3 separate regions of the Homo sapiens genome follow, and all the other regions are linked to region 3. Evidence: read pairs that join two places in POLR2A ChIA-PET (ENCODE). Cell type or tissue: GM12878. All regions are shown on one strand. Region 1 overlaps CYTH1 (cytohesin 1). Region 2 overlaps CYTH1 (cytohesin 1). Region 3 holds the start of C17orf99 (chromosome 17 open reading frame 99).

Evidence for each region. ChIA-PET counts read pairs that join two places held together with the same protein. Peaks named below come from ENCODE experiments on the same cell type or tissue, not always from the same donor. Only the 100,000 strongest peaks of a DNase experiment are listed, where the experiment ranks them.
Region 1: POLR2A ChIA-PET joins it to region 3 with 5 read pairs; 3 of 35 experiments call an interaction of 5 or more read pairs at or near these places.
Region 2: POLR2A ChIA-PET joins it to region 3 with 5 read pairs; 1 of 35 experiments calls an interaction of 5 or more read pairs at or near these places.

What each region holds. Positions count from the first base shown.
Region 1 is chr17:78,764,513-78,769,512 of GRCh38, forward strand. The region is part of intron 1 of CYTH1 (cytohesin 1); the gene reads right to left. Among named protein-coding and RNA genes, the nearest start is that of CYTH1, 15 kb to the right of the region's middle. RefSeq lists an enhancer at 4,410-4,579. In GM12878, a CTCF peak has its summit at 4,835; no DNase peak of the experiment used is centred here; H3K4me3 peaks cover 1,612 bases; H3K27ac peaks cover 3,298 bases.
Region 2 is chr17:78,734,365-78,739,364 of GRCh38, forward strand. The region is part of intron 1 of CYTH1 (cytohesin 1); the gene reads right to left. Among named protein-coding and RNA genes, the nearest start is that of CYTH1, 45 kb to the right of the region's middle. In GM12878, no CTCF peak of the experiment used is centred here; DNase peaks (open chromatin) are centred at 622 and 2,562; H3K4me3 peaks cover 3,733 bases; H3K27ac peaks cover 4,478 bases.
Region 3 is chr17:78,142,584-78,147,583 of GRCh38, forward strand. TMC8 (transmembrane channel like 8) reads left to right here. Exons shown (of 16, transcript NM_152468.5): 16 at 1-385. C17orf99 (chromosome 17 open reading frame 99) reads left to right here and starts at 3,802. Exons shown (of 5, transcript NM_001163075.2): 1 at 3,802-3,861; 2 at 4,296-4,328. The coding sequence starts at 3,825. RefSeq lists enhancers at 1-30, 4,825-5,000 and silencers at 1-39, 1,308-1,377. In GM12878, no CTCF peak of the experiment used is centred here; a DNase peak (open chromatin) is centred at 1,948; H3K27ac peaks cover 4,081 bases.

The sequences.
Region 1 (5,000 bases), 620 kb after region 3:
GTCTCTATAAACTTCCCAGCAAGTCAACAGTGAGGAACTCACTAACTGGTTATCAACATAAGCAGTTTCAGCAAGAACCAGGCTTATATATAAACCCCAAAATAATGGAAGAATGAAATTAGATGTATGCACGAGGTAAGAGGGATCTATTTTAACTGCAACTCCCAAGTTTCCATGAGCAATTTCAGTGACCTTTGTTTCTATATCAAAAGCAGAGGGAGTGGGGGAGCATGGATTTAATGATTCAGTCAACAAGCTCTGAGAGCCTACAATGTGCCAGGCCCTGTTTCTGGCATGCACATGGGATAGGGGAGAGTAACAAAAGGGATGAAGATTCCTGCCTTGTGGAGTTTCCACTTCAGCTGGAGAAGACTGACCATGCGTAATAAACATAATGAGTAGGTTCCCGGGGGATGAGCATTATTGGGAGTCAAGCAGGGTAAGGGTGGCAAGCAGAGAGGAGGGGGGCACTGGCTGCTCAAGCAAACAGGGGAAGTCTTGTCGAGAGAGTGCGGGAACTGAGCATGAGGTTATTTGGAGGAAAAGCATCCCTAGCACAGTGAATAGCTGGAGAAAGGCCCGAGCTGGGGAGCGTGCCTGGTGTGTACCAAGCACCGCAAGGAGTTTGCTGAGTGCATGAGCAGAGGGGCATGGGTATCCCTGATGGGTCCCAAGGAACAGGAGCAGGATCACCGGGAGGCCCTCCCTGAGGCATCAGTAGACTCAAAGAGAAGCCTTCCTCAGTGGACCATGGAACACACCCAGAAAACGGGGCTCCTTCTAAAGGTAGACCCCAAAGTCTAGGTTGGAATCCCTATTTCTTTTGGGATATCATAAACCCATAAAATAAATATTTCAATTATAATTCTAAAAATCTTTTTAGAATTTAATTTCCTCCATGCTTTGTCACTGCAGTCTGGACACAGAGAAATCGCAGAAGTCTTTGTCAAAGTTAGAGAACAAGTTGAAGAAGTCTCCGTCTTCAATAAATCAGTAAAAGCCAGTGTGGAGTAGAGGAGACAAGCCTGAAGTGGGCTATTCAGAAGTCCAAGAGGGTTTCAATGCCAAGCAAAACAAATGGCAAGCCCTCAAAAGCTGTATCTGACTCTATTTTATTGTCAGTTTGCTGTCCTGACTAAACAGAAGGTTTAGTCAGGATGGTCCCCCAGATGGTCCCCCAGAAGACAAACACCAAGAGGTGCCACAGCACAAGACAGTGGTGTTTCCAGGGCTCCCTGGATGTGCTCCCCAAGAACCAGAGTCCACAGCTGAGCTGAGAGCAGGCAAATGATCACAACTTGATTTTTTTTAAATCCTGCAATAGCATGAATAAAGTGGCACAAATCCAAGTCCTAAAGTCTATTTTTGAACCTGCAAAGCTAGAGGGTCTTGTCTTGAGATCCTTGGTGACCCTACCACAGTACTCACATTCCAATGAGGCCCTGTCAAAAACCAGCCTTAGGCTGTGCACGGTGGCTCAAACCTGTAATCCCAGCACTTTGGGGGTGGGAGGATCGTCTGAGCCCAGGAGTTTGAGACCAGCCAGGGCAACATAGTGAGATCCCATCTCTACAGAAAAAAAAAAAAAAAAAAAAAAGCCAGCCCCTCCTCTAGCAGGAGACAAAGCTTCCAAGTCAGGACTTCGGGCAGGAAGACTCTGGGAGCTGCTCTGTAACTCCCTGGAAGAAACATTATTCTGCTAGTGTTCTCCTGTCTCACTGTTAAATGAGTTCTTTCAGCAGCCTTTTTATTTAGTCATAAAGGGCAAAAAGGCTAAGAGAAGCCATGAAAAGACCCCTGAAAATGGCTGAGAGACAAGCTCAGTAAGATTCGTTAACCTTTACCTGGTTACCTGGATTTCTCATAAATTCTAGTGGCCCAACCACAAAACATGTTCTGGCTCCAGGGAATCATCAAAGGCCAGGCTGAGTAATTCTTGTTGCCACAACATCAAACCCAGTTTACCAGAGTCCCTGGAAGGAAACAGCAGCCCCTAAACTAAATGCTACCCGGGGGATTAAGGAAAAAGATACTGCCTTTACTGCATGATCCTACAAACTCCTCAAATTTCAACCCTAAGATTAACAATGGCTCTTTCAATGTAAATGTGTTTAATAACCAGCAACACAGGTTTAACCAAAACTCTGTCCAAACTATATCAAGATACAAAACTCTGTATCCACTCCCAGAAGAAAGAACGTTTAGAAAGTACATAAATTCATCTCTGAGAGGTCTGAGAAAAAGAAAAAACAATGAAAAGACATAAATAGCATATAAGGTATGTAAAAGTACAAGACATAAAAATGAAGAGGGGGGTGTGAATGAGCAGCCAGTATAGAAAAAGCCCATTCAAAGCATGGCCTGTGCATGGAGCCTGAGAAATCTAGCTTGTGGTGCCAGCTCAACCACTCAGCAGCTATGTCCCTTTAGAATCTCTCTACTTCTCCATTTCCTCACCTATAAAATCAGTACAGTATTTGTTGCCACCCACAGGGTAACTGTGAGGGTTCAATGAGAACTTACGAAAAATGTTCAGCAATGAACTTCATGTGCAGCAAGCAGTTAACTGCTAGTGTGGGAACAGCTAGAGCAGTGACACCTACTCTGGCATGTTCCCATCTCACTTCATCCCAGTAGGTAACTGCCTGTTGGGTTTGCTCAAAAGTACGTCTCAGCCGGGCATGGTGTCTCACGCCTGTAATCCCAGCACTTTGGGAGTCCGAGATGGGAAGACTGCTTGAGGCCAGGAATTCAAGACCAGCCTGATCAACATAGTGAATCCCCATGTCTAAATTTTTTAAAACCATTTTTTTTAAAGTACATCTCACTCAGAACACAGTGAAAGCTGAAAGTCCCCAGGCTCCCATAGCATTTGTTGGTATTTCCACCATAGCAAATTTCCACGTGAACCGCCCTACACTGTGAGCTTCTGGAAAGCAGGGCCTATATCTTAAAATTCTTCACAGCCTGAGCATAAAGCAAATACCCTGACACAAAGAATTTAAAAAGTCTGAACAAACGGATGAATAGATGAACAAATGGATGAATAGATGAACAAATGGATGGTTGAATAGATGAATAAACGGATGGTTGAATAGATGAACAAACGGATGGTTGGATAGATGGGAAACAATTTAAATGGCAAGAAAAAGAATCCAGTGTTTTTTTCAAGCCATAATGATTGCAGTGATAAGTGAATGGTGATAAAAGTTTAAAAATTAGAGAGGTCTAGAGGTAACACCAGAATGAAAGGGCCAGGAGCAAGTCTCGGACATGCTGAATCTTGGACAATGATGGGATATCCAAGGGGAAATGTGCAGGAAGCACTTGAAAATGCCAGAATGCAGCTAAGATTCAAACGTTCTCTTAATTTCAATCTTAGGGCTGTTGGAAATAATATTTCAGAGAATTAGAGAACACAAAAGAAAGGAAGTTAAACAGGTTTCAAAAACACATATAGTCTGCAGCTGCTGTGTACAGAAGCCAGAACAGACAAAATGAAATGTGAGACCGATCGTCCTGGAGGTTTACAACACATCACATATGAATGTTTTCATTCAAGACTGGCTCGGAATCATTGTCCAAAGGTATAAAAAGGAGTCTATAAATACTCTTAATATCCCCCAGAAAAATACAAAAAGCTCTCCACTCTGCAACTTCCAGCTCCTGCCCTCTCTCTCTTTCCATTTACCATCTAGTTACCTGAAGAGTTATATACATTTGCCTTCAAAGTTTCCCTTTCAGATCTCTTCCTCTACCCAGCCCTTCAGTGGTGGTATTCCAAGACGACATCCTTGGACTCCTCAATCAGCCCGTGGCATCACCCACTCCCTGGGTTCCACTCCCACTCCTGCGTTGATCATCTCTGGAGTTGCAGGTTCAAATTCAACTATTTAAATGGGTCTCTCAAAGTGGACACTGTACAAGTACCACAAAACTCCAGAGATTACGTCCAAAACCGAAGTCCTATTCTCAGTATGGAAACTCTCCAAGCAGTCATCCAAAGACAGAAACCTGGTGCTCACCTTCGTCACCCTGTCTCTTTCATCTCCTTTCAATGCTATGTCCCTCCCAAACACTGGCAACCAAATCCATCAATTTCATGTCCTTCACTGGTCCTGTATTTTTTCTCTCCTACCTCCTACTCCCACAGCCTGAATTCAAGCCCTCATCACCTAGCTCACCTATCTCCAAAAATTCCTTAAGGGTCTCTCCACTGCCAATCTGAGCCACACTAAGTCAGAAGAATCTTTCTAAAATGCAACAGAATGCTCTGCTTCTCCCTCTCCTTGCCTCCACCTGCTTCCTTTCTCTCTCCCTTCCCCCTCTTGGCAAAAATAAAAAATAAAAATAAAAAAAAGAACGGGCGCAGTGCCTCACACCAGCACCTTGGGAGATGGAGGTTGGCAAATCACTTGAGGCCAGGAGATCAAGACCAGCCTGGCCAACATGGCAAAACCCAGTCTCTACTAAAAATACAAAAACTAGCCAGGTGTGGTGGCACATGCCTGTAATCACAGCTACTCAGGAGGCTGAGGCACGAGAATCACTTGAACCCAGGAGGCAGAAGTTGCAGTGAGCTGACATCACGCCACTGCACTCCAGCCTAGGCAACAGAGCAAGACTATGTCTCAAAAAAAAAAAAAGCAAAATAATCAGCATAAAATATCCCTGGTTTAAACCCTCTCATAGCTCCGTGTCCCACAGAATAAGTCCTGTGTAACAACACATACTGAAGCCCCCCATAACTGTCCCCCATTTCTCTAACCCTGCCTCTGGCCTCCTCCCTCTGCTCACAGCCTACTCTCCAGGCACAAAGAACCATTTGTAGCTCCCCAAGTGGCGAAACTGCTTCACACCTCCTGTCCTCTCATTCTCTTTGCTTTGATATATACTTCTTTGCAATGTTCTCCTACTTGGCACTAACTCATCTTTCACAATCCAGCCCAAGGGCCAGCTCCTCTACAAACTCTCCCCTGGCCAATCCAGTGCCATCCCAG
Region 2 (5,000 bases), 590 kb after region 3:
ACACATATACAGAATGAAAACTGACGAATGTATGTACCAATGTACCAATGTACCAGGTAAAAAAAAGCTTTTTTTTTTTTTTTTTTTTTTTTTAGAGACAAAGTCTCACTCTGTCACCCAGGCTGGAGTGCAGTGGTACGATTTCGGCTCAACGCAACCTCAGCCTCCTGGGTTCAAGCTATTCTCCTGCCTCAGCCTCCAAGTAGCTGGGATTACGGGCTCCTGCCACCACACCCGGCTAATTTTTGTATTTTTAGTAGAGACAGGGTTTCACCATGTTGGCTAGGTTGGTCTGGAACTCCTGACCTCAGGTGATCCGCCTGCCTGGGCCTCCCAAAGTGCTGGGATTATCAGTGTGAGCCATCGCGCCCAGCCAGAAAGCAATATTTTTAACCTAAAAATTGTGGGTTTGAGATTAATGCAGCAGAAGAGTCTGACTTCCTTAAAGAATATTTTCAAAAACCCCCACATACCCTTTCTTAGGCGTGTTCTTTAGGGCGTAAGTCTAGTTAAAAGCAGCTCTATGGAAAGCATAACTGACTCTTAACTTCTGCCCTCCCCTGGGATCTCAGGGACCTGCCAGAGGAAACTCCATTTGTCCCCCTCCTTTTACACCTACCTAAATGCCACTCTGTCTCTCACGGCAATGTCTAAGGGCATCTATTTTAGCAGTGGTTTAAAGGGCAACACTGCCTTCAGTCCCAGGTGACAACACAAGGAAATACCATGGGAGGGGGTAAGGGAAGCGAAGAAGCACCAGTTCTTTAAGGTTACTTGGTCAAAGCAAAGCTGTTCAGTAATTCTACCTCTAAGCTCCCGGCCCCTAACCTCATGCCCCACCCCCATCACTCCCACTGTTGATTAGGGTAGTTCATGTTGACTTTTGAAGCCTCCAGGATAAAAAGTGACTATTACACAGCACCTCCGGTGGGTCTGAAGCTAGGCTCACCCGGAAGGACCAGAAGCAAGTAAGCGTGAGGGACCATGGCCAGGCCCGGCTCACTCCTGCTGTCCCAGCATAGTCACTAGTGTCCTCTTCCACTCTCAAAAGTGTTCCCTTTGGAACTAGATCTTGGCTAGTGTGGACTCACCTTTCAGTTAGAAAAGCACCAAGCAGGCAGTTCAGCCCTGGCCTGGCACGTCCCCTCACTACTGACCCCTCTTCAGATACAGAAGTATCGTTATGGACACCTGTGCATGCTTCCCTCCCAGCGTCCCCCACGCGTGCTGCAGCTTTCAGTGTCGCCCGTGGACACTGTCCAGGATCATTTGCACTTAGAGGTGGGGCTTTCAAATGTGCTTTATAGTGAACCAGAGTGGGAAAAGCCTAAAGAGGACACCCAAGTTTTATTACAACTTTCACAAAATCCACTTGAAACATAGCCAGATATTTATTCCAAACTTAAAAATATCACACATTACCAGCTACAACCCAGTACGCATTTTACTATTTTGTCTTGCAGCATTACAACACCACCATCTGATAAGGTGCCACAATAAAATACAATAAAACACACACACATCCACAAACACAACTCCTGTGTTGACCCAGGGCTTTAAGACACAGCTCTTCAGCAGAATCTCTTGGGATTTAGAAGGCACAGCTTGTCATCCCATTACTCATAGCTCCACTGTTTACAGTACAGGTGTGGAGCAGATAAAGGAAGTTCTACAGACCCTGCCCTCCCAGGCTTCAAACAGTCCTCACCTAACAACCAAAGGGAGAAGACCACATCGTCTTTTCCCTTAGACACATTTTATTTAACAAAACAAGTACTATTTATCCCAAATCTCACTGGTTCTTTCAATCCGATCTCTAATGTCTTTACTTTTTAGTATCAGATTCTTTCTGGATATTTGTGGAATTCCCAGAAGTTCTGACCAACTGTTATTTTGATACAGGAAGTAGACACAATCACCAAGTATGAAGTGGAATCTACCAAGAAACACCCAAGGCGGAACTCTAACGAAAGCAAAGATTGGAGGAGAACTTCTTTGGTTTAAAAACACTGAGTTACCTTAATATCTCTCTCTCTTCTCGCTCTTTCTCTCTCTCTCCTCTCTCTCACTCTCTGACACACACACACATACACACACACACACCCGAGAGAGCCTCAGCTTCCTAACCACTAAGAGACTATGCAGTCTTTCTCCTGAAAACAGTAAGATAAAAACCAGAGTCTAGGTTGGTCCTTAACTCCTCCCCAAAAGGCTCAGTAAACTATCCTCACAGGATTTCACATACTAATGAAAAGAGATACCTAAAACTCCACTCCATATACCCCAAGCCGCATCAGTCCCGGCCGGGGGCTGCGGCTTTGACTCACCGTCCTCCTCTTCGGTTTTAAGGACCATCTTGTTTCCTTACAGCGGGACACGAAAAGTCCGTTCTGTGCTTCCAGGAGAGCGGTAACTTACTGGGAGCCAAGTTTTCCTGTGGGGTCTGACTGGGAGGGGCCGGGGATACCTGTGAAGCTGTCCAGCCACTAGGGCAGCTCAGAGCTGCTTCCTGAACAGACAGGCAATGGCTGGCTGCACGCCTGGGCCAATCAACCTCCAGCCTCCAAAGAAGCGGCACTCCCAGTCAGTGCCACCACCCAGTTCCTGAAGTCGAGCTCAAGCACCTTCCGAGTGTGTTAACCATCTGCTTCCCTGAAAGCAATCTTACACTGGAGTCAAACTAGTTTAGTAGCCACACTTCTAGTCTTTTCTCAAACTCAACCAAAGTCATAGCCAGGACTCACTGCTGTTTTTCTCTTCACTTTCAAGTACAGTTGTCCCTTGGTATCCAAGGGGGACTGGTGCCAGGAACTCCGATGGACACCAAAACCCACGGATGCTTGAGTCCTTAATTATTTGCACATAAGCTACACAAATCCACTCATATACTTTAAATCATCTCTAGATTACTTCTAATACCAAATACAATGTAACTGCTATGTAAACAGCTGTTATGCTATATTGTTTAAAGAAAATGAAAAGAAAAAAGTCTGTATGTATTCAGTACAGGTGTGACCTTTTTTTATTTTCCAAATATTTTCCATCCACAATAGGTTAAATCCATGGATGGGGAGCCCATGGAAAGCCGACTACATTTTCTTAAAATGGAATCATTAAAATCCCTGGTCCCCTCACAATGAGATAATAGCCCATTTCCCAAGAGCATGACTAAGAGATCGTAATCATTACAGCATGTTATGAGGTCACAGGCTAAAAGCAGAAAGCAGATATTAGAGGCAAAAAAAAAAAAAAAATCCAAGGGCCAAACTCCCAATCTAAGTTCAGTTTCATCTCCATTATGATTTCTAATATGCTGCACCCAAAGATTCTTGCCTGCACAGTCCTATCATGTTCATGACACATATTCATTGTTGAAGATTAGAAAATAGTAACAAGGAAAAAAAACACCTTAATCCTATCACCAAGAGATAGCCATTGGTGACATTTTGGTAGACATTTTCCAGACTTTTGTTATAAGTATTATATATATTCTCTCTCTCTTCTATAGATACACACACACACACACACACACACACGATATTTTATATGTCGTTTTATAGCTACTTATTTTTACTTATAACATTTTTTCATGACTGTAAATGGACATCTATCACATTTATTATTCTTCTCAGTCTAGACATAATATTTAACCAGTCCCATATTGTAAGACTTCTAAGTGATTTCCAATTCTTCTACGTATCTCAATACACGTGTGCACACGTTTCGGCACATCTCTTTAATTATCTCCATAGAAAAAAATTCTCACAAGTAGAACTGCTGGATCCAGACATAGCTTCCCACCTCATCATCGTAATAGATAACATTTATTGCATGCTTACTCTGTGCCTAGCTTGATGTGACCTAACTCATCTAATCCTGAAAACATCCCATGGGGTGAGTGTCCTCGCCATCCCCAGATCACAGATGAGGATGCTAGCACCCAGAGACGTTGCATGGCTTGCCAAAGCACGAGACCTGGCTGCAGAGCCCATCCTCCGCACCCTGCTCTCTGCTGGACTCCCAAACCCCTCTCCTATTAGTCTTCATTGTAAATGCAAACACCTGCAGCAGCTTTGCAGGAAGTGCTAGACTTTGGCCAAGTCTCACTGGGGAGCTGGGAACACACACATCTACAGCAAGACAACGGGGCGCTGTCTCCAGTCAGACTCTGAAGGTGCTGACATGACTCCAGGGCAAAGACTTCATCACATTCTCTTCTTTCTTGCCTAATAACAGTTGAATAAATACATATGCATATATTTAAAAAAAAAAAACACTTTGTTTTGTAGAGGCAATTAATATAAACCCAACGTGTCACCTTTTGGTTTAGTATGTCAAAATCACAGTTGTAAGTCCCAGCCTGCACCATTTCAAAACCTATGTTTAATGATTCCCAAACAGCATTTCTATCTTCTGGTATCAGGTCTGATTCACAGCCAGTGATCCCAACTTGTAAGAGGGCAGGTCACTTCTATTTTCTCCCTACTGTCAAATGGTATAGCGTTTCTCTGGAATAGACACCCAAAGGCAGAAAAGCTGGTCATGAGGCCTGAGTACTTAAAGCTTTCACAGATGCTGCCAAAGTGCTTGCCACGTCCCTGATGGGACCAAACTTAACTTCTGCCAGTCAGACAGTGGGAAACGGTTTCTCGTTGTTGTTGGTCATTTGCACTGACCTGATTACTGATGATGCTGATTATCTTTTCGTAAGTTTGAGGTATTTCCTCTTTCATGAATTGCTTTTTCAAAGCCTTTGCCCACCTTTCTATTGCTTATCATTTTTTAAATGATTTGTAGATTACAAATCCTTTGTATGAAATGTTACAAATATTTTGTCATAACCAGTCACTTGTTTTTAAAAAGTTTTTACAAAGATAGTTGTATCTTTTGTCTTATCTGTTTCGTTCAACATTCACTGAGCACATTAAGTGCCAGCCACTAGTGAGACATCAGAGGACTAAAGAGACAAAATGCCTGCCCTCGTGGCGTCTCCACTCTAA
Region 3 (5,000 bases):
GGGCTGGTGATGAGGCCAAGAGGGAAAGAGGGAGCTCTGTGTTCCATCGAGGGGGCGACAAGCCTGGACCAGATGAAAGTGACTCATGTTGTTAATTAGCGGCTTAGGGCCAAAGGTGGCCCCTGGACCAGTGGCCTCAGCATCACCTGGGAAAAGGTTAGAAATGAACATTCCCAGGCCCCACCTCAGCCTCCTGAATCAGAGCATCCCTTTGGCAAACCATACTGAGAAACAACCACGTGCATCACCAAGCGCTGTGAAGAAGGCAAGCTTTGAGACCTTGAAGGAATCATCAAACTCTGGGCCTCGGTGTGCTCACCCAGGGCGAGACAAAGACGCCATGCTCCTCCAAGTGGCCTCCAAGATTAAATGAGCAATGACTTTTTGTGTGTGTGTTTTTTTTTTTTTTGGGGGGTGGGGACAGAGTCTCTTTCTGTTGCCCAGGCTGGAGTGCAGTGGCAAGATCTTGGCTCACTGCAACCTCTGCCTCACAGGTTCAAGCCATCCTCCTGCCTCAGCCTCCCGAGTAGCTGGGACTACAGGTGCCCGACACCACACCCGGCTAATTTTTTGTATTTTTAGTAGAGATGGGGTTTCACCATGTTGGCCAGGCTGGTCTCTAACTCCTGACCTCAGGTGATCCACCTGCCTCGTCCCCCCAAGGTGCTGAGATTACATGTGTAATCCACCAAACTCGGCCCATACAGTGACTTTTGAAGTGTCCCCATGGGGACCTAGAAGTGCAGTGGCGGCTCCTATTACAATGTGGTCACTGGCCTGAAGGAGCCAAATGGGAGATGATGGGGAGTGGACCTGGGGCCCCCTGTGATCAGGACCACCCAGGAAGACAGCCCAGGGGGCCTCGAGCGATGGGCTTCTTCCCACAGGAGGGCTCTTGGAGCCAGTGACAGGCAGGACCTTGGAGAAAGGGAGGCTTTGGACAGGAGCTGAGGGCAGAGAGGGGGCCTGAGCAAAGATGTGGTAAAGGGGCCACGGTGGAGGCTGGGAAGCTGGAAATCTGAGGCCTCTAGACTGGGATGCAGGGCACACGGGGCCAGTGCGAAGACGGAACCGGTGCTCTGGCAGCGGGTGCCGTGGGCTAGGATGACTTTCTGTAGATGACGGAGCTGGGGGCCATGACCTAACAAGGGGCTCTGCCAGGAGCTTAGAAGTCCTGCCGGGCAGGGAGGGACTCTCTGGGGCTTATTGCAATAGATGCAGTAAAGGTCTCACCAGGTGGGAGAGCCCACCTAGGTGGGGTGTCCCAGCCACCCCCAGCCTTGGGGACTCCTGGGCCCTCCCCTGCCCAGCCCTGAGAGACTGCCCTGTCTTTCTGTGCCCCTGCAACCCCGCTATCCTGGCCAGGGCAGCCCAGAGCAGAGTCCCACCCGCAGGACCTTTCTGGGGACACAGTATGGGGGAGGAAACGCGGAGACGCTGGGAAGAGCATTTGTTACAGAGGACAGTGGCCTCTGCGAGCAAAAATCACAGAACATCAGCCTGAAGCGGGTGGCTAGAGAGCTTTTGGGGGCCCCCAAACTCCACACAGGGTGACCTGGGGGTGACCTTGGAGGCGTGGCTGCTGTGTCCTGGCTTACTCTGCAGTCTGGACAGAGGGGCAGCGCAGCCCAGAGAACTGGTCAGCCAGACCGGTGCACAAGTGATTCCTGGGGGCGGAGGGGTGCAGGAGAGATGTTTGGGTCCCCCAAGGCCTGGGGAAAATGGCCCATGAGTCTGCCTTCGCTCTCTGACCCCAGCTTCCCCACAGACTGGGAAGAGGAAGAGCTCCTCATGAGCTGCCTTAACTCAAGGTTCCCCTGAACACCACCACGTGGAGAAAAAGAGTGAGTTTCCCTGGCCTCCAGGCAAGAGGCTGCCAGCAGCCCAGGGCCTGGGCAGCCAGCCAGCTCCCCAGTGACCTCTGGCTCCCTTCAGTCTTCAGTTCCCTTCCCCACCCGCCTTCAGCAGAAGTGAGAACAGACTTTGGGAAGGGAAGGGAGTTTTACTAAGAAACTAAGAGAAAATGCTCTTGCTCCCCAGCTGGGAGAAACCGAAAACAGAGAGGCCGGTGGGTGCACAGGAGGCAGCCTCCATCCCCGGGACCATGGGTAGCAAGGTGCAGAAACGGACTCATGCCAGCTGGGAGAGGGGGCCACCGAGGGGTCAACAGAGCCAGTCTGCAGTGACCTCCAGGACACCTGCACCTGCCTCCCCACCATCCTTCTGGCCACTCCCTGGTCAGCAGGGCCACTCCCTCAGACCAGCTTCCCAACACACCCAGGCCTCCGGTGCAGCAAGTGCCTGGGAAAGGCTGAGAGGAGAGCTGGGCCGGGGCTGTGAGTGGCCTCCCTTGGTCAGGTGTTCACTCCTGGACGGTGCCCAGGGGCAGAGAGTGTGATTGACCGGTCAGGAGCCACAGGTGGCAGCAGCTCCCACAGGAGGCAATGGTCACCTGGTGGCAGGGGACATATTCCTGAAGGAGGCAGCCAGAAAAGGCATTCCCCACACAAAGTGTGGGAAACTGAGCCGGGCCAGAAAGTGACAGGCTGGTCCAGCAGCCCCAGGCTGAGCTTGGGCACAAAGCCGGGTGCAGTGGCCCACAGCGGAGCTGGCAGGGCCCCAGCCTCAATCCCTTGCGCCCTTACATCTCTCTGTGTTCCGGGGAATGCCTGGCCCCAGCCCTGGCCTCGGGGCTCTGGGAGGCCCTGCTCACCCCCACCCTCCCTGCATGTGCAGGAGGCTCTGTGGCTGAACTCTGCACACACACTGCCTGCGATGCAGCTGGGTCTGCTGCTGGCCAAGGCCAGCACTGGGGCCAGTTCCCTGGGGAATGACCATCCATGTGACCTCCCACCACCCTCAGTGGGGCCTGAGGGACTTCTGAAGGGCGGTGCTTGGGCACACCACGCTCCGGGACCCAGGACTCCAGGACCCATCACACTCCAGGACCAGGGGCCTCGTCGGTCTGGGGTTTCATTCTGGGGCTGGGTGCAGCCTTGGCCTCCCGGCTGTGAACCATCATGGGTGGGGCTGCCTTTTCTCAGCCCAGCAGGTCCCCAGCTGCTTGGAAAGGCCCCAGTGATTACATGAGGGTCACCTGGGTCATGTAGGACGGGCTCCTCCTCTCAAAATGAGAAGACTCACAGCCTTCATTCCCCTTGCCGCGTAGCATGGTGCTCACGGGCTCCAGAAGTTACAGCGTGGACATCTTTTTTTTTTTTTTTTTTTTTGAGATGGAATCTCACTCTGTTGCCCAGGCTGGAGTGCAGTAGCGTGATCTTGGCTCACTGCAACCTCCGCCTCCTGGGTTCAAGCAATTCTCCTGCCTCAGTCTCCCGAGTAGCTGGGATTACAGGCGCACGCCACCACGCCCGGCTGATTTTTAGTAGAGATGGAGTTTCGCCATGTTGGCCAGGCTGGTCTCGAACTCCTGACCTCAGGTGATCCGCCCATCCAGGCCTCCCAAAGTGCTGGGATTACAGGTGTGAGCCACTGTGCCCCGCGGAGCATGGACACCTTCTGCCCACCACGTGAGCCCGGGATCCTGCGGCTCAGAGGTGACTGCTGAGTCTAAGCCCTGGTCTGGCTTCAAGGTCCAAACTCCTTCCACTTCTCTGGGGATTGAGGGGGAGTTTGCTGTACCGGGCCTGCCGGGGCTCTCTGGGCCCCGCCCTGGTAGCTGAGGCCCTGGGGTGCTGCGGCCTCCAGGTTATCTCCCCACTGCAGGCACCCACCCAGGGAGCATCCCAGGGGCCTCAGGGTGGGGGAGGCCAGGAACTAGGAGGTTCTCACTGCCCGAGCAGAGGCCCTACACCCACCGAGGCATGGGGCTCCCTGGGCTGTTCTGCTTGGCCGTGCTGGGTGAGTCCACCAGGGACGTGATGGTGGGGCTGCTGCTGGGGCCTTGAGGTCTTGGGCTCAGGTGGGGGTACTGGGAGCACAGGAGAGATGAGGCCTGAAGGAAGGGCACCTCTGGAAACATGGACAGAGAGGGAAAGATCTGGGCTTGAGTCTCGGACCAGCCCCTAAACTTGCTGTATATGTGGTCCAGGGATTTCTGCACCATTCTGGGCTCACTACTTACCCATCTGCGAAATGGGCGGATGAGAGGCGATGTTGTGGGGGGAGGGGCGCAAAAGAGCTTTTGTGAGTGATGGTGCCAGCTGAGTCCTGGGGCCTCACTACCAAGAATCAGCCTGCTCCTCCCTCCTGGCTTCAGCAGGTGGGTCTCGAGGCTGTCTCTGGTCTCCCCTCCACACCAGGCCCTCTCCTTATCGCCCTTACCTCTCTTACAGCTGCCAGCAGCTTCTCCAAGGCACGGGAGGAAGGTAAGTGGCATAGCCTGCTGCAGGGAGAAGTCCCCCAGCTGGGACCCTGGTGTCAGAACCCCCATGGTGGAGGGCGCCTCGGCTGGGAAGGGAGTTACTAGTGGGGAGGTGTGTGCTGGAGGATGGCTGGACAGTTCTGGAACACTCTCTTCACCCTGCAGGGCCCTAGGAGTGATGGAGATGGGCAGGCCAAGCAGGCCAGTGTGGGGACCTCCGGGGCACACAGGCAGGGAAGTTGCTCAGCTTCCAGCCTTTGGCTGGGCTGTTTGGAGGGAAGATTCCCTGGGCAGGTGCATCCTCATCACTCTGCCCCAGGTCCCTGATCGGGAGCAGAAGCCCCCCCTGAGACCCTCACAGCTCTGCCCGGTGGGCGAGGCCCCGTGGAGGGCTGGGGAATTCTGGTGGGGCCTGGGAGGTTGGGATTCTCTGACCAGGAGGAGGGCCGTGAGAGGATGGTGAAGTTAAGGCTCCCCCAGGGGCCTGACATACACGAGGCTGCCTTCCTTATAGAGGCAGGTGGGGAGTGGAGAGTGTCTGGGACCCAGCTGGGTACAGGACCAGGGAGGAGGGGACGCTGGGGAAGGTCCCTGACAGCCCCTAGCCTGGCCTGCTTCCTCATCTTTGCCTGCTCCATCTTTCTGCCTGCACTTTCTTGCCCCATCCTTCCCTCCC